Linked DNA regions of Homo sapiens: region 1 is linked to region 2. A link is an interaction called in ENCODE POLR2A ChIA-PET data of the cell type or tissue named here. Cell type or tissue: OCI-LY7. All regions are shown on one strand. Links, peaks and the distances in the headings refer to the core of each region. The heading gives the core; the rest is flanking DNA.

The links. Peaks named below come from ENCODE experiments on the same cell type or tissue, not always from the same donor. Only the 100,000 strongest peaks of a DNase experiment are listed, where the experiment ranks them.
Region 1: POLR2A ChIA-PET joins it to region 2 with 5 read pairs; 14 of 35 experiments call an interaction of 5 or more read pairs at or near these places.

What each region holds. Positions count from the first base shown.
Region 1 is chr10:119,064,208-119,080,348 of GRCh38, reverse strand. It overlaps EIF3A (eukaryotic translation initiation factor 3 subunit A), which reads left to right. Exons shown (of 22, transcript NM_003750.4): 2 at 6,412-6,602; 3 at 6,772-6,908; 4 at 7,296-7,459; 5 at 9,264-9,463; 6 at 10,695-10,903; 7 at 14,779-14,950. Among named protein-coding and RNA genes, the nearest start is that of EIF3A, 8.5 kb to the left of the region's middle. RefSeq lists a silencer at 1-67 and an enhancer at 13,243-13,744. In OCI-LY7, for the core only: no CTCF peak of the experiment used is centred there; no DNase peak of the experiment used is centred there.
Region 2 is chr10:119,117,999-119,133,679 of GRCh38, reverse strand. DENND10 (DENN domain containing 10) reads right to left here. Exons shown (of 9, transcript NM_207009.4): 5 at 13,228-13,339; 6 at 10,111-10,211; 7 at 4,058-4,165; 8 at 1,071-1,165. Among named protein-coding and RNA genes, the nearest start is that of DENND10, 22 kb to the right of the region's middle. RefSeq lists an enhancer at 12,829-13,123. In OCI-LY7, for the core only: no CTCF peak of the experiment used is centred there; DNase peaks (open chromatin) are centred at 13,099 and 13,899; H3K4me3 peaks cover 709 bases; H3K27ac peaks cover 1,848 bases.

The DNA of each region.
Region 1 (16,141 bases), core at 9,649-13,648, 52 kb after region 2:
GCCCCTACCCGGACTGGAGCTCCCTCCTTGCTGCCTGCGTCCTCTGGCTCTCCAGGTCCCTGGGGCTTTGGTCTGCTTAGGGCCCGCGTCCCCGGCCGCCATCTGGGAGTGCCGGGGAGTAAGAAACATGGCTCCCTCCCGGGGACAATGCACGCGAGAGCCTCGGCTCCACCTCCTGCCCGGGCCGGGAGCCCTACGGACCCACCCCCGGCCTTCCCGCAGCCACCCCCGCTCTCCAAGCCGCGCTCAGTGCTTTGCTGGGTCGGCGTCCACTTACCCTTTACCCAGCTGCTTTATATCCACTTAGGGGCCTCTGACCCATTTAACCTGATTCCTGTTGTTTTGTTTTGTTTTTGTTTTTTCATTTTTCCTGGCATTGATTAGAAGCAGTCCTAAAGCCTGTTTCGAATCACTGGAAGTTGGAATAGAGTTAATGTAAAGGGACTTCAGGTCGCCTCTTAAAGATAACGAAACAGGCCTAGAGAGAGGTTTCCCCAAGGTCACTCCGGGAGTTGTTGAGCCAAGAGACTTAAAACCAACGTCTCTTGACATCCAGATCAGTCCTTTTTTCTCTTTTTTTCTGCCACAGTGCTGCTGTCTGCGATTTCTATTTCTATATGTGTACTTCAGCCATTGGCGCTTGAGGGAAAAACTTGTGTGCCCCGATCTCTCCAAGGCATTTATTACATTGGCGTTCTGGGGATGCACATGTTCTTGGCTAGGCTCTGGGCTTAAGAAACTTTGTGTAGGGTTTTTTTTTTCCCCTCTAACCGGACAATTTTTCTAATCGTTAGGGCATGGATAGCTCTTATTTTCATCCTTCCTTCACCGAAATAGAAGTTTCGGGTTTTACCCATGTTGTAGATGAATATACCTTGTGAGTTACAGTTTTATGTTTGGAGAGCTTATTTTGTTAGCTTCTTTGAAAATTCATCTTATGAAAATGGCAGTTTGAGTCAGCACATAAACTGATAATTTGGCAGAACCAGAGATATGTTGGTCATATACTTTTTAAAGTAAAAGTAACACTTTTTGTCGGGGAGGGAACTGGTCTGTGGAATAGGATAATTCCACATTGTGTGGAATGGAGTAATTGTTTTAAAAACCTATTGAAACTACAACATAGATGTGAGCACTAATTCATTCTAATGATAACCAGTGATCTAATGGTTAGAACAGACAAGCAGTTTTAGGATGTTTATTAATACATCGGAAAGAAGAGATTGAAATGGAACTTTGTCACTATAAACCAAACTGTAGCAAAGTTTATGACTTTTCGTCGTTTCGAAAGTTAGAATTTGTAGTATACAAAATGATTTGCATGAAATTACTACTCTGCATGGCTGTTGTCGATGTTTTACAGTCATTTGCATGCTTTGCCCAACAGGTATTTTTTTTTCCCCGTGCTAGTAGGCCAAAGCATTATAATGGCCTACATATTATATATTTGGTGTGTTCGGGTCTTGTTTCCTTTATCGCTTCTCTTTTTGGAACCTTCATAAGAACTTCATATAGAAAAGATATGTAATGTGCATCAAACATTTTTTTCCTGTTTCTAAATTGACACAGGCTTGATTCATGAAGGGCAGGTTAAGGAAAGGATCTGAAATTAAAGTAGGCAAGATGAGGGACACTGGGGGGGAAACTTGAGTTTTGTTTGTGTAGCTTTTTAAAAAAGACTGTGGTCCCTTGCAGCCCTTTGAAGCTGTTGGATGGGGATGCATGCGTTCCCTTCAGAGTAGAAACTCATACCTTTGGATTGTGAGGGATCCCTTCTCAAAGTGAGCAGATCGTGGATGGTCCAGGGCACTGCTTCCAAAACATAAGTGAAGGATCAAAGGGCATTCCCCTAATTGGAAATAATCTCATTTTATCTAAATGTTTTACATGTAATATTTGTGATCCTAACAATATTTAGACCTAATTTATTGCATTGTCTTAATAAAATGTAAATAAATTTAAGTAGAATAGTCGTTCAGGTCACCCTAAGCATATATATGAGCAATTTTTGGGGGAAAAATTATAGTAGTCATTCAGGAAGGTGAGAACTTGGACCAGCAGTTACAGGCAAGAATTTCGTATCCTGTAATCATTTGGAGAAGGCCCCTTTTTCATATTATATCATTAGTGGTGCCACACTAACTGCTGCTGACCTTATTATAGTTTATGTTCTACAACCAGTGCCTTTGAAAAATAAAGCTATTAAGGCCACAAATTGAGTAACATAGCATATCCATTTGGTCTGTTGCACAAATAAACTAGCAAACATCAAGGGCTGATGTAAACTTCTTTATACATACTTTCAGTAATGAATTTGAAAGGTATGCTCCAAATGCTCACCCATCCAGTAAGGTTTATAATTCTAGATTTTAATTTTTATTTCTATAATATTAATCTGGAAGTCAATATTTAAGTATTGAAATAGAACCTTTAGTTTATCATAGTTCTTTCCAGTCTCAAAAGCTTCCCCCGGCCACTATTAAATAATTCAGAGGAGGCCGGGCGTGGTGGCTCATGCCTGTAATCCCAGCACTTTGGGAGGCCGAAGCGGGTGGATCACAAGGTCAGGAGATCAAGACCATCCTCACTAACACAGTGAAACCGTCTCTAGTAAAAATACAAAAATATTAGCCTGGTGTGGTGGCGGGCACCTGTAGTCCCAGCTACTCAGGAAGCTGAGGCAGGAGAATGGCATGAACCCAGGAGGTGGAGCTTGCAGTGAGCTGAGATTGCGCCACTGCACTCCAGCGTGGGTGACAGAGCGAGACTCCTTCTCCAAAAAAAAAAAAAAATTCGGAGGAACTAAATTCTTGTATATAAATTAGGACAAAGGCAGAAGACTCACTGTCATGGATTATGAAAAATCTGTTCCCATTCCAACTATTTATTTATTTATTTGAGACAGAATCTCTCTCTGTTGGCCAGGCTGGAGTGCAGTGGCACTATCTCGGCCCACTGCAACCTCCGCCTCCCAGGCTCAAGCGATTCTCCTGCCTCAGCCTCCCAAGTAGCTGGGATTACAGGTGTGTCCCACCATGCCCAGCTAATTTTTTAATTTTTTTCACCATATTTCCCAGGCTGATCTTGAACCCTTGGCCTCAAGTGATCTGCTCGCCTTAGCCTCCCAAAGTGCTGGGATTACAGGCGTGAGCCACCGCGCCTGGCTAAGGAATCAACTTCTAATTGGCTGTTCAGGAAGTGAAAAATGGTTTCAGTTCCATCTTTAAGCAAGCCCTTTTTAGATTAGGAGTTGGATACAATAGGTCATTTTAGTGCTGCTGCTGTGATTTTCTTAAAGTATAAATTCCATTAAACGCATTTACTCCCAAGTTTTTTGCTGATAAGAGACTGTTTTTGTTAGTTATGAAGAACGCCTAATGTACTGTTACATTTTCTTTTTTTTTTTTTTTTGAGACAGAGTCTCTCCCTCTATTGCCCAGGCTGGAGTGCAGTGACGCAATCTTGGCTCACTGCAACCTCCGCCTCCTGGGTTCAAGTGATTCTAAAGTCTCAGCCTCCCGAGTATTTGGGATTACAGGCATGCACCACCATGCCTGGCTAATTTTTGTGTTTTTAGTGGAGACAAGGTTTCACCATGTTGCCCAGGCTGATCTGGAACTCCTGACCGCAAGTGATGCCTTGGCCTCCCAGAGGGCTAGGATTATAGGTGTGAGCCAAGGCGCCTGGCTGTACTGTTACATTTTAGAAAATAACCTTACATGCACTATATAGGAGAAGACCAGGAGAAGACTGCAAGTTTTTTCCCTCCCACCCCCACCCCTGACAACAAGGAAAGGCTTATTTCAACAAAATATCTAGTTATATATTACATCTTTGTTTCATTTAGTAAGTTTTTTTTTTGATAGTAAGATGGAGTCAGCGAAAGATGGACTTTTTCATGCAGTGGTGAAGGGTTTTGTCATTATTTGCATGTGAAAAATGTGATTTCATATAAGGTATTGTACAAAGATTTATTTCAGTATGTTTTGTGATTTATCCTGTAGCAAACTTTTTTTTTTTTTTTTTGGAGACTTGTTGCCCAGGCTGGAGTACAGTGGCGCTATCTCGGCTCACCGCAACCTCCGCCTCCTGAATTCAAGTAATTGTCTTGCCTCAGCCTCCCAAGTAGCTAGGATTACGGGCGTGCATCACCATGGCCCAGCTAATTTTTTGTATTTTTAGTAGAGACGAGGTTTCACCGTGTTAGCCAGGATGGTCTCGATCTCCTGACCTCGTGATCCACCCGCCTCCCAAAGTGCTGTGATTATGGCGTGAGCTACTGCGCCCGGCCATTATCAGATAGCTCTTAAAAGAAAAAGTATTGGCTGGGTGCGGTGGCTCACGCCTGTATCCCCAGCACTTTGGGAGGCCGAGGTGGGCAGATCACGAGGTCAGGAGATTGAGACCATCCTGGCTAACACGGTGAAACCCCGCCTCTACTAAAAATACAAAAAAAAAAAAAAAAAAAATTAGCCAGGCGTGGTGGCGAGCTCCGTAGTCCCAGCGACTCAGGAGGCTGAGGCAGGAGAATGACGTGAACCCGGGAGGCGGAGCTTGCAGTGAGCTGAGATTGCACCACTGCACTCCAGCCTGAGTGACAGAGCAAGACTCTGTCCAAAAAAAAAAAAAAAAAAAAAGTCTTTTTCCAAGGAAAATAAACAATGATATTTTTAAAAAGGAGATATATATATATATATGTATATATATAGTGTTTTAAGCTCCCCCCCTTTTTTTTTTTAGTGTAGTGTTTTAGTTCCCCCAAATTATTTTTTAAATGTTCATTGGGAAGTTTGTGTGTGTGTGAAATTTGCAATTAATGAATGTTAAGATGAATTTAACCAGTTGACTTAGGTTAAATAACCTCTTTCTCCCCCAGTCTATTAAGTGTACAAAAGAAAATAAAAGATGAGGAAATTTAAGATAAATTTTAACCTTGGTCAGAAATAATGTAATGGCAAAGGTATTGCTTTTGACTGTATTTCAAAACAAACAATATGCATAAAACTTAAAATTGGAACTGGGTTTTGAAATGTTACCACATAGAATGCCTTCGGGCTCAGGGGATAATAAATTCAAAAGAATATAAGTTGTCTGGGCATGGTGACCCATGCCTGTAATCCCAGCACTTTGGGAGGCCAAGGCGGGTGGATCATGAGGTCAGGAGTTCGAGACCAGCCTGGCCAAGATGGTGATACCCTGTCTGTACTAAACATACAAAAATTAGCCGGGCCCTGTGGTGGGTGCCTGTAATCCCAGCTACTCAGGAGGCTGAGGCAGGAGAATCGGTTGCGGTGAGCTGAGATGACGCCAGTGTACTCCAGCCTGGGCGACACAGCGAGATTCCATGTCAAAAAAAAAAAAAAAGAAAAAAAATAAGTTATTTTGCTTTGTATTCCATTTTTTTCCCTTTTTTTTTTTTTTTTTTTTTTTGAGTTGGAGTTTCGTTCTTGTTGCCCGGGCCGGAGTGCAGTGGCGCCATCTCAGCTGACCGCAACCTCTGCCTCCCAGGTTCATGTAATTCCCCTGCCTCAGCCTCCGCAGGCATGCACCACTACGCCCTGCTAATTTTGTATTTTTAGTAGAGACTTGGTTTCTCCATTTTGGTTAGGCTGGTCTTGAACTCCCAACCTCAAGTGATCTGCCCTCCTCGTCCTCCCAAAGTGTTGGGATTACAGGCATAAGCCACCGCTCCCGGCCCCATTTTTCTATTTTTTTATTTAAAAAAAAAAAGAATTTTTTAGAGCAGTTTGAGATTTCCAGAGTGTTGCAAAGAGAGTGCATAGTTTCATTGACACCACACCCACTTTCTCCCATGTTGATTTTTATTGGTAACAACTAATGAACCAATACCGACACATTATTTATTTTATTTTTTTTTTTTGAGACACGGAATTTCGCTCTTGTCACCCAGGCTGGAGTGCAATGGTGCGATCTCGGCTCACTGCAACCTCCGCCTCCTGGGTTCAAGTGATTCTCCTGCCTCAGCCTCCTCAGTAGCTGGCACTACAGGCACATACCACCACGCCTGGCTAATTTTTGTATTTTTGGTAGGGATGGGTTTCACCGTATTGGCCAGGCTGGTCTCCAGCTCTAGACCTCAAGTGATTGGCCCACCTCGGCCTCTCAAATTGCTAGGATTACAGGCATGAGCCACTGCGCCCGGCCTGGAACTTTTAAATCACAGTGGAATACAGTGATTCAGTTTTACTTGTAGATCATATTTCAACACAGTACAGGTCTTTCTGTTGTTTTACTTTTGATAATTATGGCATAGCTTTAGAAGTCAAAAATAAATGTAACTTGGTAAAAAGTTGGTAATGAGTTGGGGAATTGAAATAGCTGTTTAAAAAGGTAAAGTTTAGACTCTTGTATAGTGTACATAACTAATTTTAATTCTTCTGAATTTTTCAGAATTTCTTGAGGTTGGCAAAAAGCAGCCTGCTCTGGATGTTCTTTATGATGTTATGAAAAGTAAAAAACATAGAACATGGCAAAAGATACACGAACCAATTATGTTGAAATACTTGGAACTTTGCGTGGATCTTCGCAAGAGCCACTTGGCAAAGGAGGGGTTATACCAGTATAAGAACATTTGTCAACAGGTACAAACGGAACTGGGTTGTATATTTTTAACAAGTGTTTTTAGTAATCTGCCGAAGAACTTACCTTTCGAAGTGAATATATTGTATTTCTCTTAAAAATTTGCCTTTAAAACATCTTATGGTTCAATGGAAAAATAAGTTCTGAAGAGTTTTTGTTTTTTTGGATTAGGTGAACATAAAATCTCTGGAGGATGTTGTTAGGGCATATTTGAAAATGGCAGAGGAAAAAACTGAAGCTGCTAAAGAAGAATCTCAGCAGATGGTCTTAGATATAGAGGATCTAGATAATATTCAAACTCCTGAGAGGTATGTGGGTTAGACCTCTAATAAATGCTTTGATAGTTAACTTGGTGTTTTCTTTTACATGGGTCTTCATTTCCTTTTGAAGTAGATGTTTATCAGAAAAAAATGCAAATCTTTGAAGTTTTAAATGCATAGTAACCAGTTAATTTATGTAGGTAATAAAAATTCATAGAAGTGGAAAATGACAGCCTTAAGATAGAGGGGCAAATACCAATTTAAATGAACATAATGCAGATTGGGAATTCAGGGAGTAGATAGTGACACCTTTGCAGTGTGTACATATTGTGGGAAGAATTTGCACTGTTTTCTGATGAACATTGTTTTGGTTTTTAATCACATGGCAAAGTAGGAAACTGTCTAAAATTGTTTTCAACATTTTTTTCTTTGTAGTGTTCTCCTAAGTGCTGTAAGTGGTGAAGACACTCAGGATCGTACTGACAGATTACTTTTAACTCCATGGGTTAAATTCCTGTGGGAGTCTTACAGGCAGTGTTTGGACCTTCTTAGAAACAATTCTAGAGTAGAGCGCCTGTACCATGATATTGCCCAGCAAGGTAAGATGAGAAGATCAAATCTGAGTGAAGTGCTTTGAAATTGACTGAGGAGTAAATTTTCTGAAAAGTACTTAAAATGAACTAGTTTTTATCCTTATTGAAATGTTGGCATTCACATGAGTATTAAATGACTGCGGCCGGATGTGGTGGCTCACACCTGTAATCCCAGCACTTTGGGAGGTCAAGGTGGGTGGATCACTTGAGGTCAGGAGTTCAAGAGCGGCCTGGCCAACATGGTGAAGCCCCTTCTCTACTAAAAATACAAAAAATTTAGCCGGGCGTGGTGGTGTATGCCTGTAATCCCAACTGTTTAGGAGGCTGAGGTGGCAGGATCGCTTGAACCCAGGAGGCGGAGGTTGCAGTGAGCCAGGATGGCACTGTTGCACTCCAGCCTTGGTAACAGCAAGACTCTGTCTCAAAACAAAACAAAACAAAACAAAACAAAACAAAACAAAACCAAAATGACTGAGTAAGGAATTTGTTTTACTCTTTAAAGGAGTTTTGTGTGAATTGTATTTTATTGATATCTGAAAGATCTTTTTTTTTCTTTTTACACAAACATCAGTAATAATGAAAGACATTTTAAAGTTATTTTGGAATTCTCTGTATAACTGAAAAAATAAACTTTTCCATTTTTTTTTTTTTTAGTGAACTTGAGTTCTCTACTTTTTTTTTTTTTTTTAATTTATTTTTAGTTTTTAAAAAAGAGCTGGGATCTTGCATTGTTGCTCAGGCTGGTCTCAGACTTCTGGACTCAAGTGATCCTCTTGCTTCAGCCTCCCAAAGTGCTGGGATTACAGCTCTGCCCAGCCTGAATTTTCACTTTCTTTCTTTTTTTCTTTCTTTTTTTTTTTTTTTTTTTTTTGAGACAGAGTCTTGCTCTGTGGCCCAGGCTGGAGTGCAGTGGCGCAATCTCGGCTCACTACAAGCTCCGCCTCCCAGGTTCACGCCATTCTTCTCCCTCAGTCTTCCCAACAGCTGGGACTACAGGCGCACGCTGCCATGCTCGGCTAATTTTTTGTATTTTTAGTAGAGATGGGGTTTCACCGTGTTAGCCAGGATGGTCTCAATCTCCTGACCTTGTGATCCACCCACCTCGGCCTCCCAAAGTGCTGGGATTACAGGCGTGAGCCATCGCGCCCAGCTGAATTTTCACTTTCATACAAGTAAATTTGGACTTTTTGATAGCTGTTGATACAAATATTAACTTGAAGTTAAACTGCATCTCTGTTTTAGGCCTGTTAAAATAGACATAACTATTTTTAAGGGGAAAGGAAATCTAAAAAATAATCTAATAGTGCATATGTGACGGTAAAAAAATTAACGTGTCCAGTTAAATGACAGAACAAGTAGTTCATCTGTAATCAGTTGAAATTAGGTTACTATAAGCCCTCAATTTGTATTATGTAGTTTTAATTAGTACAGAACCTTGTTTCTTACTATGTAAGTTAGATATCAAAGTTCATTATATTTCATACTAGATTTTTTTACTCCTAGGATTTAAAGTGGTGGGTCTTTGAAAGGTGACCCCTAGATCTAAATTCTAGTTTCCCATTTGTAAACTCTGCCAGCACCACATTTTAGTTGTAAGCAAGGACCAGTGATTATGTCTTTGGTTTTGTTAGGGCTCACTCAAAAAGGTAGTCTGGATGAAATAAGTTGATTCTCATTGCATCACAAAGACTAATGATGAGTTTGGTGAATCCTGTTAAAACAACTGATCTTAATGTGTGAAATAAAACCTATTCAAATATTTAAGTAGATAGTGGAAGGTACCTAATATATTTTACAATTATGCTTATAGCTTTCAAATTCTGCCTCCAATACACGCGTAAGGCTGAATTCCGTAAACTGTGTGACAATTTGAGAATGCACTTATCGCAGATTCAGCGCCACCATAACCAAAGTACGGCAATCAATCTTAATAATCCAGAGAGCCAGTCCATGCATTTGGAAACCAGACTTGTTCAGCTGGACAGTGCTATCAGCATGGAATTGTGGCAGGTATGTTGGAGCTATTAGCTTTTCTTCCTAGAAATAATAGTCTGTGTTACTTTTCTCCCCCCTTAATGAATAGCTTCATCTTGGTATGCATTGGTTAATTTCAATAAGGTAAGGAATTAAAGTTGCCTAATGGACTGGGAAAAGTTCTGAACAAGAAATCTCAGAATATTTTGTTTCTAGTTGCCTTCTATGAATTCTGGACCAAACCATATAATCTCTTTCAGACCCAGTTTCTTGACATATAAAACAATACATTGCCAGTGCTGCTCGAAGTGTGGTTTCATGACTGGTGTCATCTGTAAACTATCTGGTCTGTGATGAAATAAGTATAGAGTAGAAAAGCATATGCAAAGTTTCTTAGTAGCAATTTTATTGTACATTTTGTGTGTTTTTACTCTGATAAAAAGTGAGCTTTTTCTGTTTCATTTTTGTGGTAATTTTGTATTTTATATTCTTCGGTAAGAGGTCAGAAATTTAAAACAAACCGAATCCTTTACTACTGATTGTTTGGAGAAGTGCTGCTGTAGATTATTCTAGATTTCTTAGTGGTGCTTTAGCTGCCTGTCTTGCATTGGAGATCTTGATGGTGTTAGGAAGCTAGTCCTCTCCCTGGCCCTTTTTCTCTAAGAATCCTACAAAGACGTTCCATATAATTTTGTAGTCATGTGACCTTGAAGTCTTTTGTATATTTGACGGACAATATTTGATTGAAATTATAGAGGAAGAAACTAAAAATTGGGAGTCTTTGAGCCAAGTGAAAGTGTGATTTGATGTCTTGTTCTTGCCCATGTTTCCTTTTCTATAGGGACACCCATCTTAAAATACTACCTGTAGAAGATAAGTAAACATGCCCATTATAGAAAAAAATCCATAAGTTAAAAGAAGAGAAATATTCATCCATTATCTTATCACTCAGAAATAACCTGTTGTATATCCTTCTAGATTTTTTCTTTATATTGCCCGAAGTGATGGGATAATATGCAAATATTTTCTTGAGTCTGCTCTGTCTACTTCCCATTATTTCCTAAAGAACTTTAAAACGTTTAAGGAGTTAGTGTTTTTGTAATTATGGCAGTTTTCTAAAATAGATATACATGAGTAAAGAGAACCACACAAAGGTATTTTATTTGCTATTTTTATGTTTTCTGTGTTGTAGGTTTCATAGAAATTTGAATTAGATTTTTTTCGTGTTATAGAATGCAATGACTTTAATTTATACTCCTAATTTTAGGAAGCATTCAAAGCTGTGGAAGATATTCACGGGCTATTCTCCTTGTCTAAAAAACCACCTAAACCTCAGTTGATGGCAAATTACTATAACAAAGTCTCAACTGTGTTTTGGAAATCTGGAAATGCTCTTTTTCATGCATCTACACTCCATCGTCTTTACCATCTCTCTAGAGAAATGAGAAAGAATCTCACACAAGATGAGATGCAAAGGTAAAAATGTTATACTTGGATAATGTTGAAATTCTGTAACAAATATCGTCTATTATATGACATGGTATATTTTAGGCCATGGTTTCTCAGCCTCTGCACTACTGACATTTTGGGTTGGATAATTCTTAGTCATGGGGCTGTCTTGTGTACTGCAGGTGGTTTAGCAGTTTAGCAGCATCCTCAGCTTCTACCCATTAGATGCCAGTAGCAACCACCGCCAGTTGTGACTATTAAGACGTCTCAAGACATTGCCCTTCCTGAACAGTATTCTTGGACTTTAGTAGTTGGTCTTGAACTCCTCACCTCAGGTGATAAGTAACTCCGCTAAAAGCCCAATTGAGAAATTTGAATATTAGGAAAAACACATTTAACGGATGAGCTTTCTATCCACATAGAGGTGGAGTCTATTCTCAGAACAAATAGAAAATTAAGAAAAATACTTTTTTTTCCTTTTCTTTTTTTTTTTTTTTTTTTGCAAGACAGAGTCTTTTGTTGCCCAGGCTGGAGTGCAGTGGCACGATATTGGCTCACTGCATCCTCTGCCTGCTGGGTTCAAGCGATTCTCCTGGCTCAGTCTCTGGAGTAGCTGGGATTACAGGCACCCACCACCATGCCCGGCTAATTTTTGCATTTTTAGTAGAGACAGAGTTTTACCATATTGGCCAGGCTGGTCTCCACTCCTCACCTCATGATCCACCTGCCTCTGCCTCCCAAAGTGCTGGGATTACAGGAGTGAGCCACCGCGCCTGACTTGTATTTTATTTTATTTTATTTTTTCTTGAGACAGAGCCTTCGCTCTTATCGCCCAGGCTGGAGTGCAATGATGCGATCTCACTCCGCCTCCTGGGTTCAAACAATTCTCCTGCCTCAGCTTCCTGAGTAGCTGGGATTACAGGTGTGCACCACCATGCCTGGCTAATTTTTTGTATTTTTGGTAGAGATGGGGTTTCATGATGTTGGCCAGGCTGTCCTCGAACTCCTGTCCTCAGATGATCCTCCTGGTTCGGCCTCCCAAAGTGCTGGGATTACAGGTGTGAGCCACCACGCCTGGCAGGGTAAATACTTCTATCAAGTCATTTTTTCCTGATTGCAAAATATTAAGTGTAGAATATTTGGGTCATGTTTATTCTCATATAAATACATATGAATATAAAAGGAAGGGTCTATAACCCAACAACCTATAGACCAATTTTTTCCCTGTGCTCCACACGTTCAGAGAAACTTCTCTAGCAACAAACTATAGAAATGAGCCCCGAAGGCATAGTCTTCCATTTTATTATTTTTAACGTTACGTATAACCTGTTTTCTGTCACTTAAAAAAAAAATACATTTCTGGCCTGGCGCAGTGACTCATGTCTGTAATCCCAGCAGTTTCGGGAGGCCAAGGTGGGTGGATCACTTAGGGTTAGGAGTTCAAGACCAGCCTGGCCAACATGGCAAAACCCCGTCTCTACTAAAAATACAAAAATCAGCTGGGTGTGGTGGTGCACGCCTGTAATCCCAGCTACTCGGGAGGCTGAGGCCGGAGAATGGCTTGAACCTGGGAGGCGTAGCTTGTGGTGAGCTGAGATTGTGCCACTGCACTCCAGCCTGGACGATAGAGCAAGACTCCATCTCAAAAAAAAAAAATGCTATTGGACTTAGGCAACACACATACCACCTGTTTTCTTGTATTGGTCCACCAATTATTTTGTTATCCAGTAGAATTATGTAAAGCAAATTGTCTTTCTTATGTAAAACTATTTTAGAGCAATTCATGGGACCAATTAAATGAGTCCCACTAGTATATTTTCTTTCTTTCTCTTCTTTGTTCTCTATGTCTTTGCTTTCTGATACGGTCTTTCTTTCCTTTCTCATAGGGTCTTGCTTCCTTGCTCCAGATGGAGTGTAGTAGTGTGTTGTAGCTCACTGCATGCATCCTTGAACTCCTGGGCTCAGACTATTCTTCCACCTCAGCCTTCTGAGTAGCAGAGACTACAGGCGAGCGCGACCACGTCCAGCTAATGTTTAATTTTTTTTGTGGAGGCAGGGTCTCGTTATGTTGCCCAGGCTGGTCTCAAAGCTTCTGGTCTCAAGTGATCTACCTGCCTCAGGCTCCGAGTGTGTTGGGATTTATAGGCATGAGCCACTGTGCTTGGCCACTAGCATATTTTCTTAGAAACTCTTGAGGATGGTGTCCGTTATGGCATCCACTGTCACTTATGTAATTCACATCCTTTTTTTTTTTTTGAGACAGAATTTTGCTCTTGTTGCCCAAGCTGGAGTGCAATGGCGCAGTCTTGGCTCGCTGCAACCTCTGCCTCCCGGGTTCGAGCGCTTCTCCTGCCTCAGCCTCCCAAGTAGCTGGGATTACAGGCGTGCGCCACCACGCCTGGCTAATTTTTTTTGTATTTTTAGTAGAAACGGGGTTTCACCATGTTAGCCAGGCTGGTCTTGAACTCCTGACCTCAGGTGATCCACCTGCCTCGGCCTCCCAAAGTGTTGGGATTACAGGCATGAGCCACTGCGCCTGGTCCACATCTGTTTGTTTTAAGGAAAAACATGTTCTTCCAGACACATAAGCTTGCCTTCAGAGAGTACTACAATAATAGTGAGCATTAGGCTGTCTAGCTCTTAGTACATTATTTGGTTTAATCTTTGCAGTAGCCTTATGACTCAGAAAATTAAGTATCTTGCCTACGGTCACAGTCTTGGAAATGGCGAAGGGGAGATGCTAGCCCTTCAGCTCCAGGGCTCGCAGTCTTTGGGGTCCTGCCATGCTCTGAATGCAGCCTGACTTCTTGTCTTTCAGGGATGTGAAAATTTAGCTCCTGGTTCTTGTCTCCCCCTCTCCCTCACTACCATAATAGTGTTCACTTCTGATTCTTAAAATTTTTTTCTGCCTTATTGCCACTTACTTCCTTAGGTTTTTTTTTTTTTTTTTTTTTTTTTTTTTTTTTTGACAGTCTTAACTCTGCCCCCCAGGCTGGAGTCCAGTGGCATAATCTTGGCTCACTGCACCCTCCGCCTCCTGGGTTCAACTGATTCTCCTGCCTCAGCTTCCTGAGTAGCTGGGATTACAGGCGCCTGTCACCATGTCTGGCTAATTTTTGCATTTTTAGTAGAGATGGGGTTTCACCATGTTGTCCAGGCTGGTCTGGAACTCGTGACCTCAGGTGATCCGTCTGCTTCGGCCTCCCAAAGTGCTGGGATTACAGGCGTGAGCCACTGCGCCTAGCCATTTCCTTAGTTTTTAAACCTGCCTTAATTTTGTAAGGAAGTCTGGGGTATATGAATGTGTGTTTTCTGTCATTTAATCACAATCTTTTTCTTTCTTTTTTTTTCTTTTTTGAGACAGAGTCTGGCTCTGTCGCCCAGGCTGGAGTGCAGTGGCGCGATCTTGGCTCACTGCAAGCTCCGCCTCCCGGGTTCATGCGATTCTCCTGCCTCAGCCTCCTGAGTAGCTGGGACTACAGGCGCCCACCACTACGCCTGGCTAATTTTTTGTATTTTTAGTAGAGATGGGGTTTCACCGTGTTAGCCAGGATGGTCTCGATCTCTTGACGTCGTGATGTGCCCCCCTTGGCCTCCCAAAGTGCTGGGATTACAGGCGTGAGCCACCGCGCCTGGTCAATCACAATCTTTTTCTGAAGCTAGAAAACACTGACAGTACTGAGTGGATAGATGAAGTCCTGATTCTCCAAGTATTCGTTTAAACACAGCCCATTTCTCTTACTCCCATGCTTTGATGGAATAATATTTATGAGTATAGTGCACCATGGTGATGTACACGTTCTGTCACTAGCACGCCTTACCGTAAGATTAAAGAGAAGTGCTTTTCTGCTTACCAAGTATCATTTACAAACCTAACAGATTTAAAACTTTGTTCTCCATAGAATGTCTACTAGAGTCCTTTTAGCCACTCTTTCCATCCCTATTACTCCTGAGCGTACGGATATTGCTCGACTTCTGGATATGGATGGCATTATAGTTGAAAAACAGCGTCGCCTTGCAACACTACTAGGTCTTCAAGCCCCACCGACACGAATTGGCCTTATTAATGATATGGTTAGTATTAATTTGAGGATTTTTGTAGCTTTGGGCAGAAAACTTTGTGGTCAGGTTTAATAACTCATGATTAAATACTGGGAATTCTGATTCAGTGCCAAGGGTTCTGATGTATGGACAGGGAAGCACTGGTGTCAATCACTGTTCACTTGAGGCAGTTCCGCGCCAGTGGGTGAGCAGGGGTTAAATTGGTGGGAGTTTTGATCTAGCAGGACTTGGGTTGGCTCTGGGGAATACCGTGGGCCAGTTAGTAAGAGAAGAAGTAATGATGGGCAAGAAGAGTCATGGCTTATTTCATGGAGGCTCTAGGAAAACTAATTAAGCTGTGTGTGGTAAATATGAAGAGGCTAGGTGTATTAGTATGTTCTCGCACTGCTATATATACCCGAGGATGGGTGTGGTGGCTCACGTCTGTAATCCCAGCACTTTGGGAGGCTGAGGTAGGTGGATCACCTGAGGTCAGGAATTCAAGACCAGCCTGGCAAACATGGCGAAACCCGGTCTCTCCTAAAAATAACAAAAAATTAGCTGGGCATAGTGGCACACACCTGTAATCCCAGCTACGCAGGAGGCTGAGTCAGGAGAATCGCTGGAACCCGGGAGGCGGAGGTTGCAGTGAGCTGAGATCGTGCCGCTGCACTCCAGCCTGGGCGACAGAGTGAGACTCCTTTTCAAACAAACAAACAAAAAAGAAGTACCTGACACTGGGTAATTTATAAAGAAAAGAGGTTTAATTGGCTCATGGTTCCACAGGCTGTATAGGAAGTATAGTGGCTTCTGCATCTGGGGAGACCTCAGGAAAATTACCATCATGGTGGAAGGGGAACGGGAAGCAGGTATGGCTTATACGGCTGGAGCAGGAGGAAGACAGAGGGGGAAGGTACCACACACTTTTAAACAACACCAGATCTTGGGAGAACTCTTATCATGAGGATGGGCCTACGGGGATGGTGCTAAATCATTAGAAATTGCCCCCATGATTTAGTCACCTCCCACCAGGCCACACTCCAACACTGGAGATTACAGTTGAACATGAGATTTGGGTGGGTACACAGATCCAAACCACATCACTAGGGGAGAAGGTAAGGTAGACTTACCTTCAGTGTCTGATGTTCAATGTCTGAAGAACTAAAATATTTTCAACTTTTTTCTCTTTTAAACTTTCATTTGATGTTACTAAATAGTATGGAC
Region 2 (15,681 bases), core at 11,118-15,117:
ATCTTTCCGCTGACATGTCACCTCCTTAGAGATCTGGCCTACCCATCCCCCAATATTCTCCACCTCAACCCCTTCTGTCACAGCACCTAACATGGGCTGTAATTATCTTGTCATTTATTATTTTCTGTGCATCTACTCCACTAAATTACAGACTCCATGAGGGCAGGGATTTGCTCACCACTGCATCCCCACTGCCAGTGCAATGCCTAACAAACAGAGCTCAAGAAACACTGAGTAAATGAATGGATAAATGAAGAAGGCATCAGGTTGGGCCGAATGAGTAAAGCCTGCATATCAGAGGTGCCCCCGTACCCCCAGGTAGGACAGGTGCAGATGGGAGACAGTCCTTCTGGGCCCTCCAGCCCCAGGTTATGAGTCAGGCATCTAGATAAGGCAACGCTGGAAGTGTATCCTTCAGGAGAGGAGCAAGGAGCTGGGAACAGGCCAAATGCAAGGAGCTGGGCGGGCTGCAGGCCACCACGTGGAAAGCACAAGAAATAAAACCCATTTGCCATCCCAGTTTGGCAAGGGCAGAGCAGGTGCCCACTGGGCCACATGGACGCTGGTCAGCATGCCAGGTAGACACCAGCAAGGAGCTGGCTCTGCGGCATGTGGCAACAGTCACTAAGTGGGACAGGAGTCTGACTGCATGATTTCTGTTGTCCTGGAGACAAGCAAAGCAAAATTTTGACAATCTAGTTCCCCATGCTCAGCAACAACCTCCCCTTTATAATTTGTTCCTCCAGGGAAATTCTCCTAGGAAGAAAGAATGCACTGGCTGGCCCAGAAAAGCCTTCCAGACCACTTGGTAGTTACATTTCTCATTGCCAGCGGTCGGTGTCAGCACCAGCCCCTGTGTATACCTGCCCTCGAGCCCAGTAACTAACTAGATCAGGCCAGCCTGCACCTGCTTGTCCATCATCACTGTGGCCGTCTGTAAACCCTCTCTAAGCACCTGCCCGCTGGCCTCTACCACAGCCCCCCACTCTGCTTATGTGCACAGCTCTGCCGCACACCACCCAGCGACACCGGGTCAGGACTTTCAGTAAGTCAGAAGGTGAGGGAGTTACCTGTATAACGTGGCTCTCTGATTTCTCTGGATCTTCTGCAGACTGAACAATTAGCTGACCCATTTCTTTGTGCAGTTTGCCCATTGCCATGGCCTCTGGTGAGATCAAGAAGGTGAATATTTAGAAATCGACATAAAAAATAATCATGCCATCTATCTGAAAACTTGGAAGACCACACTGAGGGAATTTTCAAAAAGCAGCTGATAACCTCCCACATGTCCATTTTATCACTAGACACAAATATGACAACATGCTGGGAGGAAAGGCATAATATAATCGTGATTTATACTTCTGGGCAAACATAAAAACACATCACACCAAACCAGATTTCCCCTTCACACCCACCTGACCAAAATTTTTATTTTTCTTCCCAGACAAAGCATAATGAACAATTCTGACTACAACTAAGTCATGACTATAAGCCAAGAGTCTGACGTTCTAGTCCAGCTCTTTACAGTTAAGAAATGTATCTTTTTGGCGGGAATATTGTGAAAGAGGAGCTTCCTGTCAGTTCTGCAGAAGCCAGCTGGGCGCTCAATTCGTTTAGATTCTTAGAAATGAGCAAAGGAAACCACCTAAGTTAGCCTGGTTACATACATTGCTACTGTCTGCACTGAGGAGGTTAACAGAAACTTGTTTGTCACTTCAAGAGACAGACTCCATTCAACTGGTGCGGATTAGGATGAGCCCATTTTTATAGACACAGAGCAACACAGGGCAGCAGGAAGATGGCCACCCTTTCTGGTCCTAATGCTTCAGCTGCTTAAGTGGCCCTAGCCACAGCCAGTTTTCTTTCACTTTCGCTTTGCAAAAGGCAGTTATTTCGTAAAGATCTGACCCCATAGTTTGAATTTTTCATCATGAGCATGCATTATGTTTGCAATTTTAAAACGAATTAAAGGAAAGCCAGTTATGGTTCTATTAATTTGAATTTTTCAATAAAACCTCACATAATCGAATCTAACAATTCCCAATGAGTCAGCATTCAGCTGCCCCCACTTTTAGGAGAAAGATAAGTGACAAAACAAAGCTGTTAATCAGTAATCCCATCTAAAACCACTACCTGAGTAGTGCTCAACACGCATTTAAGCCAATCTTTTCTACTTTATGTAGCTGTAATTTGGGACAATTTATTTATTTATTTATTTATTTGAGACAGAGTCTTGCTTTGTCACCCAGGCTGGAGTGCAGTGGCGCGATCTCGGCTCACTGCAAGCTCTGCCTCCCGGGTTCAACTGATTCTCCTGCCTCAGCCTCCCGAGTAGCTGGGACTAGAGGCGCCTGCCACCACGCCCGGCTAATTTTTTGTATTTTTGGTAGAGACGGGGTTTCACCGTGTTAGCCAGGCTGGTCCCGATCTCCTGACCTCGTGATCCACCCGCCTTGGCCTCCCAAAGTGCTGGGATTACAGGCGTGAGCCACCATGGCCGGCCTAATTTGGAACAATTTAGAATGTCTAAGAATGCCACTCTAACACTAGTACACCCTTTCCTGATCATTAGCTCTAAGAACAGCTTCATTCCCTTATGCTTACTAAGACATGCTTCAAAAAGATTTTCCATACTGGAGTCACATTTAACCCTGTGTAGTGATAAACGCCTACATATTTTTTGATACTCCTTTCTTCAAGAGGTGGAGACATTCCTCTCTCAAGTGTTGACTAAACTTAGTGATTTGCTTCTAACAAATAGCATATGGAGGAAGTAATGGTGACTATCAAGGCAAGATTATAAAACGCACTGTGACTTCCTTTTCTCTCTCGGGTCACTCACTCCTGGGGAGCCAGCTGTCATATTGTAAGAACACTCAAGCAACCCTATGGAGAGGCCCATGGCAGAAGGAACTGAGGCCTCCTGCCAACAGCCATGCACATTGAAAGCGGATGTTCCAGCCCCAGTGGAGCCTTCAGATGACTGTGGCTCTGGGATATCGTGACTGAAACTTCCTGAGCCAAACTACCTCTACATAAGTCATTCCTGATCCGCCAAAACTGTGAGATAAATATGTGTTGTTTTAGAACATGATGGCTCACGCCTGTAACCCCAGCACTTTGAGAGGCTGAGGCCAGTGGATCACTTGAGGCTAGGAATTCGAGACCAGCCTGGCCGACATGGTGAAACCCTGTCTCAAGTAAAAATACAAAAATTAGGCCAGGCGCAGTGGCTCACATATGTAAGTAATCCCAGCACTTTGAGAGGCCAAGACAGGCAGATCATGAAGTCAGGAGTTCAAGACCAGCTGACCAACATGGTGAAACCCCATCACTAACTAAAAATACAAAATTAGCTGGGTGCGGTGGCGGGTGCCTGTAATCCCAGCTACTCGGGAAGCTGAGGCAGGAGAATCACTTGAACCTGGGAGGCGGAGGTTGCAGTGAGCCAAGATCGTGCCATTGCACTCCAGCCTGGGCATAAGACTCCATCTCAAAAAAAAAAAAATTAGCTGAGCATGGTGGTGCATGCCTGTAAACCCAACTACTCGGGAGGCTGAGACATGACAATCACCTGAACCCGGGAGGCATAGGCTGCAGTGAGCCAAAATCAGGCCACTGCACTCCAGCCTGGGAAATAGAGCAAGACTCTGCCAAAAAAAAAAAGAAGAAGAAAAGAAAAAGGAATATGTGTTGTTTTAAACCACTGAGTTCTGTATGACTCAGAAACATTTCAAAATTAAGAAAATAAACCGCTAAGTTCTGAAGTGATTTGTTATGTGGCAGTAGATAATACACCTTGTTTAAACACAAAAGTAGTGAAACAAGATGAACAGACTATTTAACTTCTTAATATACACTCTGCTGCATAAGCACCCGGGATGTTCTGCTAATATGTCTATGTTTATAGGAATAAATGTTGTGTTCTAGACACGGAAATATCCATCTTCAGCAGAGTTGGTAAGCCAGCCCTCACATACTGGTTTTAGAGAATCAGCCTAAAAATGTACAACTGTTTGGCTTATATCTTGTATCAAGAACAGAACAGAGAACAAACCTTTTGCAAGGGGAGCAATGGTAATCTCACTCTCTGCCAGATTCACAAACACATCATAGAGGTCTGGTCTGTTGCTCACCTCCAAGTCTACAAATCCAGCGACGTAACCTGCATCACAAACATGAGCAACCTTACTGGAGTAGGAAGAAATATGGTGAACCCATCAAAAGAATTGGGTCTAAAAGCTCATCGACTGCTCTCTTTCACTGCTTTATTCATTCGGGAACATTAGCTGTACCCTGTGGCAGTTAGTAAGACTACATTACTATCAGTTGCCTGAAGATATTCACACAACGCCAGATATTCCAAAATTATCCATCAGTGTCAAGGACAAGACTGAAGTAGGGCATTTACTTTCCAATCATTGCTCTTGGGGTCAAGAATGACAGCTGTGGCAGAAGGTAGCAAGGACTCTCTTGACTGATGTTCCCCCTTCAGGTCTTTGCCTTCAGGAAATCAATGGCAAATGCCTGGGTTCTCAGAGTGGAAATGGCATCATCTTTAAGGGTTCAGGGCAACTCAGGAATTAGCAGATCTCTGGGATTGGTGTTAGAACAATGATTCCCAGATTTTTTTGATTTCACAGAGCAATACAATTACCAAAAAAAAAAATTATTTGAGGAGAGACTGATATGGTTTGGATCTGTGTTCCCACCCAAATCTCATGTCGAACTGTAATCCTCAATGTTGGAGGTGGGGCCGGGTCGGAGGTGACTGGATCATGGGGGTGATTTCTTATGAGCGGTTTAGCACCATCCTCTTAGTGTGGTTCTCGTGATTGAGTTCTCACAAAATCTGGTTGTTTAAAAGTGGACGGCACCTTCCCCCACCTTTCTCCTGCTCCAGCCATGTAAGACGTGCCTGCTTCCCCTTCACCCTCTGCCATGATTGTAAGTTTCCTGAGGCCTCCACAGAAGCAGAAGCCACTATTCTTGCTGTACAGCCTGCAGAACTGTGAGCCAATTCAACTTCTTTTCTTTATAAATTATAGTCTCAGTTTTTTTGTTTTTTTTTTTTGAGACAGTCTCGCTCTGTCACCCAGGCCAGAGTGCAGTAGCATGATCTCGGCTCACCGCAACCTCCACCTCCCAGGTTCAAGAGATTCTCCTGCCCCAGCCTCCTGAGTAGCTGGGACTACAGGTGTGCGCCACCACGCCTGGCTAATTTTTGTATTTTGAGTAGAGACGGGGTTTCACCATATTGGCTAGACTGGTGTCGAACTCCTGACCTCGTGATCCGCCTGCCTCAGCCTTCCAAAGCGCTGGGATTACAGGCGTGAGCCACTGTGCCTGGCCTTTTTGTTTGTTTTTGAGACAGAGTCTTGCTCTGTTGCCCAGGCTGGAGGGCAGTGGCACGATCTTGGCTTACTGCAACCTTCACCTCCTGGGTTCAAGCAATTTTCCTGTCTCAGCCTTCTGAGTAGCTGGGACTACAGGCATATGCCACCACACCTGGCTAAGTTTTGTATGTTTAGTAAAGACAGGGTTTCACCATATTGGTCAGGCTGGTCTTGAACTCATGACCTCAGGTGATCCACCCACCTTAGCCTCCCAAAGTGCTGGGATTACAGGCATGAGCCATCCCACCCGGCCTTCAGTTATTTCTTTATAGCAGTGCAAGAACACACTAATACAGGACCAATTTATCATTCCTAGAGTTTTACTTTACCAAGCAAGGACAGTTAAAAAATAACAGGTGGGGGCAGTGGCTCCTGCCTGTAATCCCAGCACTTTGGAAAGCCGAGGTGGGAGGATCACTTGAGGCCAGGAGTTTGAGACTGTCCTGGCCAACATGATGAAACCCTGTCTCTACTAAAAATACAAAAATTAGCTGGTGGCCAGGCGCAGTGGCTCATGCCTGTAATCCTAGCCCTTTGGGAGGCTGAGGCGGGTGGATTGCTTGAGCTCAGGAGTTCGAGGCCTGCCTGGGCAACATGGCGAAACCCCATCTCTACTAAAAATAAAATAAAAAAAAAAATTAGCTGGGCATGGTGGCACATGCCTGTAGTCCCTGTTACTCGGGAGGCTGAGGCACAAGAATTGCTTGAACCTGGGAGATGGAAGTTGCAGTGAGCCAAGATCACGCCACTGCACTCCAGCCTGGGCAACAGAGCGAGACTCTGTCTCAAAAAAATAAAATAAAATAAGATAAAACAAAATAATTTAAAAAACAACAAAAACAAAACCTACTACTGAGAGCCAGACCCAGGCCCACCCATGAATGAGAAAATGTGACAGATGACAAGTAATATTACTCATTACTGAAAAAAGAAAGAGATTATTCAATAAATGTCCTGGTCCAAGTGGTTATCCATAGGGTAAAAAAGTTCAGTCAGATCCCAAACTCACACACTACACAAAAAATTATTCCAGATAAATTAATAACTTCACTGGGAAATAAAAAACATTAAAAATGTTTAGGCCAGGCACAGTAGCTCACACCTATAATCTCAGCACTTTGGGAGGCCAAGGCGGGAGGACTGTTGAGCTCAAGAGTTCGAGACCAGCCAGGGCAACATGGTGAAACCTTATCTCTACCAAAAAAAAAAATACAAAAATTAGCCAGGCATGGTGGCACGTGCCTGTAGTCCCAGCTACTTGGGAGGCTGGGGTAGAAGGATGGCTTAAGCCCAGGAAGTGGAGGTTGCAATGAGCCGAGACTGAGCCACTGCACTCCAGCCTGGGCGACAGAGCAAGACCCTGTCTCAAAAAAAAAAAAAAGAAAAGAAAAAGAGAAAGAAAAATTTTCATAAGAAAATGGCCAGGCACAGTGGCTCATGCCTATAATCCCAGAGCCCAGGAATTCAAGACAAGCCCAGGCAATAAAGCAAGACTTTGTCTCTAAAAAAAAATACAGACGGCTGGGCGCAGTGGCTCACGCCTGTAATCCCAGAACTTTGGGAGGTCAAGGCAGGTGGATCATCTGAGGTCAGGAGTTCGAGACCAGCCTGACCAATATGGTGAAACCCTGTCTCTACTAAAAATACAAAAATTAGCCAGGCATGGTGGTGGGTGCCTGCAGTTCCAGCTACTCAGGAGGCTGAGATAAGAGAACTGCTTGAACCAGGGAAGTGGAGGTTGCAGTGAGCTGAGAGCATGCCACTGCACTCTGGCCTGGACAACAGAGGGAGACTCTGTCTCAAAAAAGACAGGCAATAACAAACGATGGCAAGAATGTAGAGAAAAAGAACTCTCGTACACTGTTGGTAGGAATGTAAATTAGTACAGTCACTATGGAGAACAGTATGGAAATTCCTCGAAAAACTAAAAATAGAACTACCATATGATCCAGCAATCCCACTGCTGGGTATTTACCCCCAAAAAAGGAAATCAGTGTATCAAAGAGATACCACCATTCCCATGTTCACTGCAGCACGGTTCACAACCACCAAGATTTGGAATCAAACTGAGTGTCCATCAACAGATGAATGGAAAAGAAAATGTGGTGCATATACACAGTGGAATATTATGCAGCTATAAAAAGGAATGAAATCCTGTCATTTGCAACAACATGGATGGAACTGGAGGCATCATGTTAAGTAAAAGAAGCCACGGACAGAAAGACAAATTTTGCATGTTCTCACTAATCTGGGGGAGCTAAAAATTAAAACAATGGAACTCAGGGAGATAGAGAGTAGAATGGTGGGTACCAGAGGTTAGGAAGGGTAGTGGGGAGAGGGGGAAAATTTGGGATGGTTAGTGGATACAAAAATATAGTTAGAATGAATAAGACCTAGTATTTGATAGCACAATAGGGTGACTACAGTGAATGATAGTTTATTGTATATTTAAAAATAACTAGAAGTTGGCTGGGCACAGTGGCTCACACCTGTAATCCCAACACTTTGGGAAGCTGAGGCGGGTGGATCACCTGAGGTCAGAAGTTTGAGACCAGCCTGGCCAACATGGTAAAACCCCATCTCTACTCTCTACCAAAAATACAAAAAAATTAGCTGGGCATGGTGGTGCACACCTGTAATCCCAGCTACTCAGGCAGCTGAGGCAGGAGAATCGCTTGAACCTGGGAGGTGGAGGCCGTAGTATGCTGAGATCGTGCCACTGCACTCCAGCCTGGGCAACAGAGTGAGACTCCAACTCAAAAAAAAAAAAAAAAAAAAAAAAGAAAACTAGAAGTGGAATCACAATGTTCTTAACACAAAGAAATCATAAATGCTTGAGGTGATGGATACTGCAATTACCCTGATGTAATCATTATACATTGTAGGCCTGTATCAAAACATCATATGTACCCCATAAATACATATACCTATTATATACCCATAACAATTAAAAAGTTAAGATGAAAAAAAAAAGTCACTGATAAACTTTTAAGACTAGAACTTTACAAGTTCGGCCAGGCACAATGGCTCATGCCTGCAATCCAGGCACTTTGGGAGCCTGAGGTGGGTGGATCACCTAAGGTAAGGAATTTGAGACCAGCCTGGCCAACGTGGAGAAACCCTGTCTCTACTAAAAATACAAAAATTAGCTGGGCATGGTGGCAGGTGCCTGTAATCGCAGCTACTAGGGAGGCTAAGGCAGGAGAATTGCTTGAACCTAGGAGGCAGAGGTTGCAGTGAGCTGAGATCACACTATTGCACTCCAGCCTGGACAACAAGAACAAAACTCCGTCCCAAGAAAAAAACAAAAACAAAAAAAAACTTTACAGGTTAAATAGTTAAATATAGGTTGCATTTTTTAAATTTTATTTTATAATTTAAAAATTTTAAAAGACAGGTCTCCTATGTTGCCCAGGCTGGTCTGGAACTCCTGGGCTCAGGCGATCACCCCACCTCGGCCTCCCAAAGTGCTGGGATTACAGGTGTGAGCCACTGTGCCCAGCCAAAAACAGGCTGCATTTTGATGATGGCTGAACAACAACGTGAATGTACTTAATGCCACTGAACTGTATGTTTACCAATGGTTAAAAAGGTAAATGTAGCTGTGCGTAGCAGCTGACACCTGTAATCCCAACAGTGTGGGAGGCCAAGATGGGCAGATCGCTTGAGTTCGGGAGTTCAAGACCAGCCTGAGTAACACAGGAAGACCTGGTCTCAAAAAAAAAGGTAAATCTTTTTTTCTGGAGACAGAGTCTCGCTCTGTCGCCCTGGCTGGAGTGCAGTGGCTCAGTCTCAGCTCACTGCGACCTCCACCTGCTGGGTTCAAGTGATTCTTGTGCCTCAGCCTCCCGAGTAGCTGGGACTACAGGCACCCACCACCACACCCGGCTAATTTTTTTTTTTTTTTTTTTTGGTATTTTAGTAGAGATACGGTTTCCCCATGTTGGCCAGGGTGGTCTCAAACTCCTGAGCTCAGGCAATCCACTTGCCTCAGCCTCCTAAAGTGCTAGGATTATAGGCATGAGGCACCGCGCCCGGCCAAAAAAAGGTAAATCCTATATGCATTTTACCACAATTTTTTTTTTTTTTTGAGACGGAGTTTTGCTCTTGCTGCCCAGGCTGGAGTGTAGTGGTGTGATCTTGGCTCACCGCAACCTCCGCCTCCCAGGTTCAAGTGTTTCTCCTGCCTCAGCCTCCCAAGTAGCTGGGATTACAGGCATGTGCCACCATACCCAGCTAATTTTTTGTATTTTTAGTAGAGACGGGGTTTCTCCATGTTGGTCAGGCTGGTCTTGAACTCCCGACCTCAGGTGATCTGCCCACCTTGGCCTCCCAAAGTGCTGGAATTACAGGTGTGAGCTACCGCTCCCGGCCACAATTTTTTTTTAAACTAAAAAAAAAAAAAAAATTTAAGGGCAAAAAATTGATTGCATGTGCCAAAGAAATAATAAAGGATCAGTATCCCACTTGGGAATGCACAAAATAAAAACAAAAAACCCTCTTTAAAGTGGAATAAAATTAGCCAGGCGTGGTGGCACATGCCTGTAATCCCAGCTACTTGGGAGGCTAAGGCAGGAGAATTGAAGGCGGACGTTGCGGTGAGCTAAGATCGTGCCATTGCACTCCATCCTGGGCAACAAGAGTGAAAATCCGTCTCAGGAAAAAAAAAAAAAAAAAAGTGAAACAGTTCCTCCCCTGGGATCCTCTTGTCTACCTGTGCACATCTGCAGGGCTTCCAGCTCATCGGCGTTGAGGTGCACGTAAGAGTGAAGGATGGTCCAGTCCTGTCGGTGCCACACCAGGGCAGGCAGAGTCCTGGGGAATCAAGGCAAGAACTCAAGTTGTTGCTGGTCCACACCTTAAAGACTCAGCCTGCCCCCTTCTCCTCTTCCTGAGAAGGAAATGAAGAGGGTAGAGTCTACAGCTAATCAGGGACAGAGGTGAGACCAAGCCCCAAATGTGCTAACCTCTGGGCTTCAAATTAAAGCAATGCAATGTTTTACTATTTATTTTTTTGAGATGGAGTTTCACTCGTCACCCAGGCTGGAGTGCAATGGCGCGATTTTGGCTCACTGCAACCTCCACCTCTGGGGTTCAAGTAATTCTCCTGCCTCAGTCTCCCAAGTAGCTGGGACTACAGGTGCCTGCCACCACGGCCCGGTTAATGTTTGTATTTTTAGTAGAGATGGGGGTTCACCATGTTGGCCAGGCTGATCTTGAACTCCTGACCTCAGGTGACCCACCTGCCTTGGCCTCCCAAAGTGCTGGGATTACAGGCGTGAGCCACTGCACCCAGCCTCTCTGCAATGTTTTAAACTCTGCTTTTGGGGATCAGATCAGCTACAGAAAGCTCAAGGTGAAGTTTCAAAAGATCCCTGTGGTAGCAAAGAGTGACGCTTCTAAGGTTTTCCTCTGAAAAATCCCACTCTGGAGACTGCCATGGAAAGGGAGTCTAAGGGTAAAATTCAAAGTCACCTCTGCAAGCAAGAAATTTTCTGGAAGTCTCCCATTTATATTTAAAATTTTAGTAAAACTCGCAAACCAAGTGTGTTTGTTTCCCTAAGACATAGATTTCTCTGAAAAAAACTTATGGTAGAATAATGACTGCAACAAGATGTATCAAATTTATCTGTGGCTTCATGAACCCCTGGTGCCCTGCTAAATATCTCAGAAGCTGTGACCGCTCCAGTTTAAGGAGCATACGTAGAGGGGGAAAAGGTGATGGGATAGAAAATATGGGCTTTTGGACCCAGAGAGGGCAGGGTGAAAGTTCTGTCTCTCTCACTTAAAATCTGATGCAATCATGATCATAACAATAATAACTTCTAAAGTGTGTCTTACAGGCTAGGTACATGTTAAGCATCTTACATAAATTATTTCCAGTCTTAACAAACTTGTAAGTAGATATTACGATCTTCATTTTACAGATAAAGGAACACAGGCTCAGAAACAATCAATACCTTTTGTTTTGTTTCTGTGACAGGGCCTCACTCCGTCGTCCAGGCTGGGGTGCAGTGACGTGATCATGGCTCACTGCAGCCTCCACCTCCTGGGCTCAAGCGATTCTCCCACCTCAGCCTCCTGTGTAGCTCAGGCTACGGGTGCATGCCACCATGCCTGGCTAATTTTTGTATTTTTTTATAGAGATGGGGTTTTGCTGTGTTGCCCAGTCTGGTCCTGAACTTCTGGTCTCAGGCAATCTGCTAACCTCAGCCTCCCAAAGTGCTGGGATTACAGGTGTGAGCCACCATGCCCGGCCAACATTATCTTTTATGTGTTCACAGAGCTAATAAGTTGCCCTCCCAAGATTTTAACTCAGGTCTTTCTGACTATGAAGCCTTTGTTCTTTTCATTACCTTATACCTATACTCTGCCAACCTTAATTTTCTCATTCATAAAACAGGGTAAAAATACTTCCTTGCAGGGTTCTTGTTATGAGTAAATTTAATAATTTAAGGTATCTTACAAAATGCCTGACATACAGTAAACCCAACACGAATGCTAAGTCCTCTTGCTTTTAAAGAAGGACCTGGCCGGGCACAGTGGCTCATGCCTGTAATCCCAGCACTTCAGGAGGCCGAGACGGGCAGATTACGAGGTCAAGAGATCGAGACCATCTTGGCCAACATGGTGAAACCCCATCTCTACTAAAAATACAAAAATTAGCTGGGCGTGGTGGTGCGCACCTGTAGTCTCAGCTACTCGGGAGGCTGAGGCAGGAGAATTACTTGAACACGGGAGGTGGATGTTGCAGTGAGCCAAGATCGCGCCACTGTACCACTCCAGCCTGGTGACAAAGCGAGAGATTCTGCCTCCAAAAAAAAAAAAAAAAAAAAAAGGACCTAATGGCTGGGTGTGGTGGTTCATGTCTGTAATCATCTCAACGGAGGCAGGAGAATCACTTGAGCCTAGGACATCGAGACCAGCCTGGCCAACATAGTGAGACCCCAGAAACCCCATCTCGACAAAAAATATAAAAAAAATAAAAATGAAAAAAATTTAAAAGGACCTAATAACAAGTTAGATTTAGTAAACAAAAAATCTTTAAAAATCTGTATGGCAGGTGGGGGAGCTGTTAGAGGGGACAGGGCCTGGCAGGCACCTCCTGGCCCTGAACTGACCCTCCTGGCAAAAAAATTATTAACAACAACAAAATCTACATTTATTTTGGCCGGGCACAGTGGCTCACACCCGTAATTCCAGCACTTTGGGAGGCCAAGGCATGAGGATCACTGGAGCCTATGAGTTTGAGACCACCCTGGGCAACACAGCAAGACCCCATCTCTACTAAAAATGAAAATAAAATTTAAAAAATCTATATGTACTATCAAAGTAAGAGTCTTTGTCCTGCTCTAAAACTTTTTAATTAAAACAAGAAAAAAAAAAGAGTCTTTGATAAAACTGAACAGAAGGAACAATTTACCTGAAACGGGTCAGCAAACTATGGCCCACAGCCTAGCTGCCTGTCCTTGAAAATAAAATTTCATTGACCACAGCCATGCTGAGTCATTTATGTACGTGTCCTCCATGGTTGCTTTTGTGCTACCTAGGCAGTTGAGTAGTTGGGGCAGTGACCATATGGCTCACAAACCTAAAATATTTACTGTCTGGCAAGGAAAAGTTTGCTAATCCCCTGCTCTAAAATAGTCATAAATAGTCCAAATCAGTAACCTTGAACTACTAGAGCTAAACAGAAACTTCAGACCAAAGGTGGTATTTCACCACATGCTATTTATAGCAAATGTGCAACACAGCAGAGCACACAGTAACATCTAGTGCTGCGAACTGTCTGCCAACAAAGTTAACACTTTTTTATAATTAGAGGTGATACCTGGTGAACTCCTGGACCGCTTCTATCTTGGGGTGATACACCACAATTCTTTTCTTTAGCATCAGTGCTGTGTGTAAGATAACAGTTTCCATTCCAAACTGAGATACAATGTCTTCAAAAAAGAGAAATTGTAATGTTACTGCATTACACATCATGCAAAGAAATAAAGATTTTTTTTTCTTTTTTTCTTTTTTCTTTTTTTTTTGAGACCGAGTCTCACTCTGTCACCCAGGCTGGAATGCAGTGGCAAGATAGTTGCTCACCGCAACCTCTGCCTCCTGGGCTCAAGCGATTCTCCTGCTTCAGCTTCCCGAGTAGCTGGGATTACAGGCACACACCACCACACCTGGCTAATATTTGTATTTTTAGTAGAGACGGGGTTTCACCATGTTGGCCAGGCTAATCTCGAACTCCTGACCTCAAGTGATCCACCCACCTCAGCCTCCCAAAGTGTTGGGATTACAGGTGTGAGTCACAGCACCTGACGTACAAAATTATTTTTAATACAGAGAATTTAGGCAAATGTTGTAAAGCATACAAACACTTTATTTGGTGGAAGAGTAGATCTATCCTATGTCAGCTTCCCAGGACGTGTGCTCTGCCCCGCAAGGGACTCTATGATGGGATGCATAGAGGAAGCTAGACTCACAAAAAACTGAAACAACTGATGTGAAGGGAACCAGCATCTTTCTGTATCATTAAAACTTCCTGATTTAAAAAAAAAAAAAAAAATGTCTGCCAGGTGCAGGGTGACTCATGTCTGTAATACCAACACTTTGGGAGGCCAAGGTGGGAGGATCACTTGAGCCCAGGAGTTTGAGACCAGCCTGGGCAACACAGGGAGACTGTCTCTAAAAAATGTTTAAAAATTAGCTGGGGCTGGGCACAGTGTCTCACACTGTAATCCCAGCGCTTTGGGAGGCCTAAGCAGGCAGGTCATCTGAGGTCAGGAGTTTGACACCAGCCTGGCCACCATGGTGCAACCCCATCTCTACCAAAAATACAAAATTAGGCTGGGCACAGTGGTTCACACCTGTAATTCCAGCACTTTGGGAGGCCGAGGCGGGTGGATAACCTGAGGTCAGGAGTTCGAGACCAGCCTGGCCAAAATGGTGAAACCCCATCTCTACTAAAAATACAAAAATTAGCGGCCGGGCGCGGAAGCTCATGCCTGGAATCCTAGCACTTTGGGAGGCCGAGGCAGACGGATCACCTGAGGTCAGGAGTTCGAGACCAGCCTGACCAACATGGAGAAACCCCATCTGTACTAAAAATACACAATTAGGCAGGCGTGGTGGCACATGCCTGTAATCCCAGCTACTTGGGAGGCTGAGGCACTTGAACCCAGGAGGCGGAGGATGCGGTGAGCCAAGATCGCGCCACCCAGCCTAGGCAACACTTGTTGGAGCAAAACTCCATCTCAAAGAAAAAAAAAAAAAAAATTAGCTGGGTGTGGTGGCAGGTGCCTGTAGTCCCAGCTACTTGGGAGGCTGAGGCACGAGAATCACTTGAACCTGGGAGGCAAAGGTTGCAGTGAGCTGAGATTGTGCCACTGCACTCCAGCCTGGGTGACACAGTGAGACTCTTGACTCAAAAAAAAAAAAAAAAAAAAAAATTAGCTGGGCATGGTGGTGTGCACCTGTAGTCCCAGCTACTCGGGAGGCTGAGGTGGAAGGATTGCTTGAGCCCAGGAAGTTAAGGCTACAGTGAGCCGTAATTGTACCACTGCACTTCAGCCTCAGTAACAAAGCAAGACCCTGTCTCAAAAGGAAAAAAAAAAGTCTATTAACTCCCCCATGTCCCCCAGTATAATTACTTAAGTCCTTAAGTTAGCCTGACAAACACCTACCACCTCAACAGGGATGCTGAGAAAATTCAAAGAACAGCGGGATCAAAAGGAAAGACAGATGGGCACCATGGGAGGACATGACAGAGGGCAGCCTCGCCTTCAGAGTTCCCCTCGCCTCCTGCTCAGGGACCCTGAAGTCTGTGGCTTAGGCCTGAGCTGTCTGCATTTTGGATTTTCCAGCTGGAACTTAAATTAGGAGTTTGTGGTCAAGGCCTTGGGCTCTTCAGATGACAGAGATAACTGCTAAGATCTAAGAAAAGAAATGTAATCCATGAAGACCTCGAGGCACAAAATTCAGCCCACCAGCGAGAAAATATTTCTAAAATAGCCAATAGAATAATATGGAAACAAACACCACAAAAACCTGTTTTCCTCTGAGAGAATTCTAACTCAATAAGGAAATACGGGGGTTAAAGGCACCCTCTTGTGTACAAATGATATGAAAAATATGTAAATGAAAATAACGTATGGAAGGATTAGAATTATCTAATAACTAGATAATTCTAATTAGATAATCTAATTATGTAATTATTCTATTAGGCACAATAGGATCTAATGAGACTGTTTTTGGCTTGGGGATTTTGTTGTTGGAAGGGTTTTGTTTT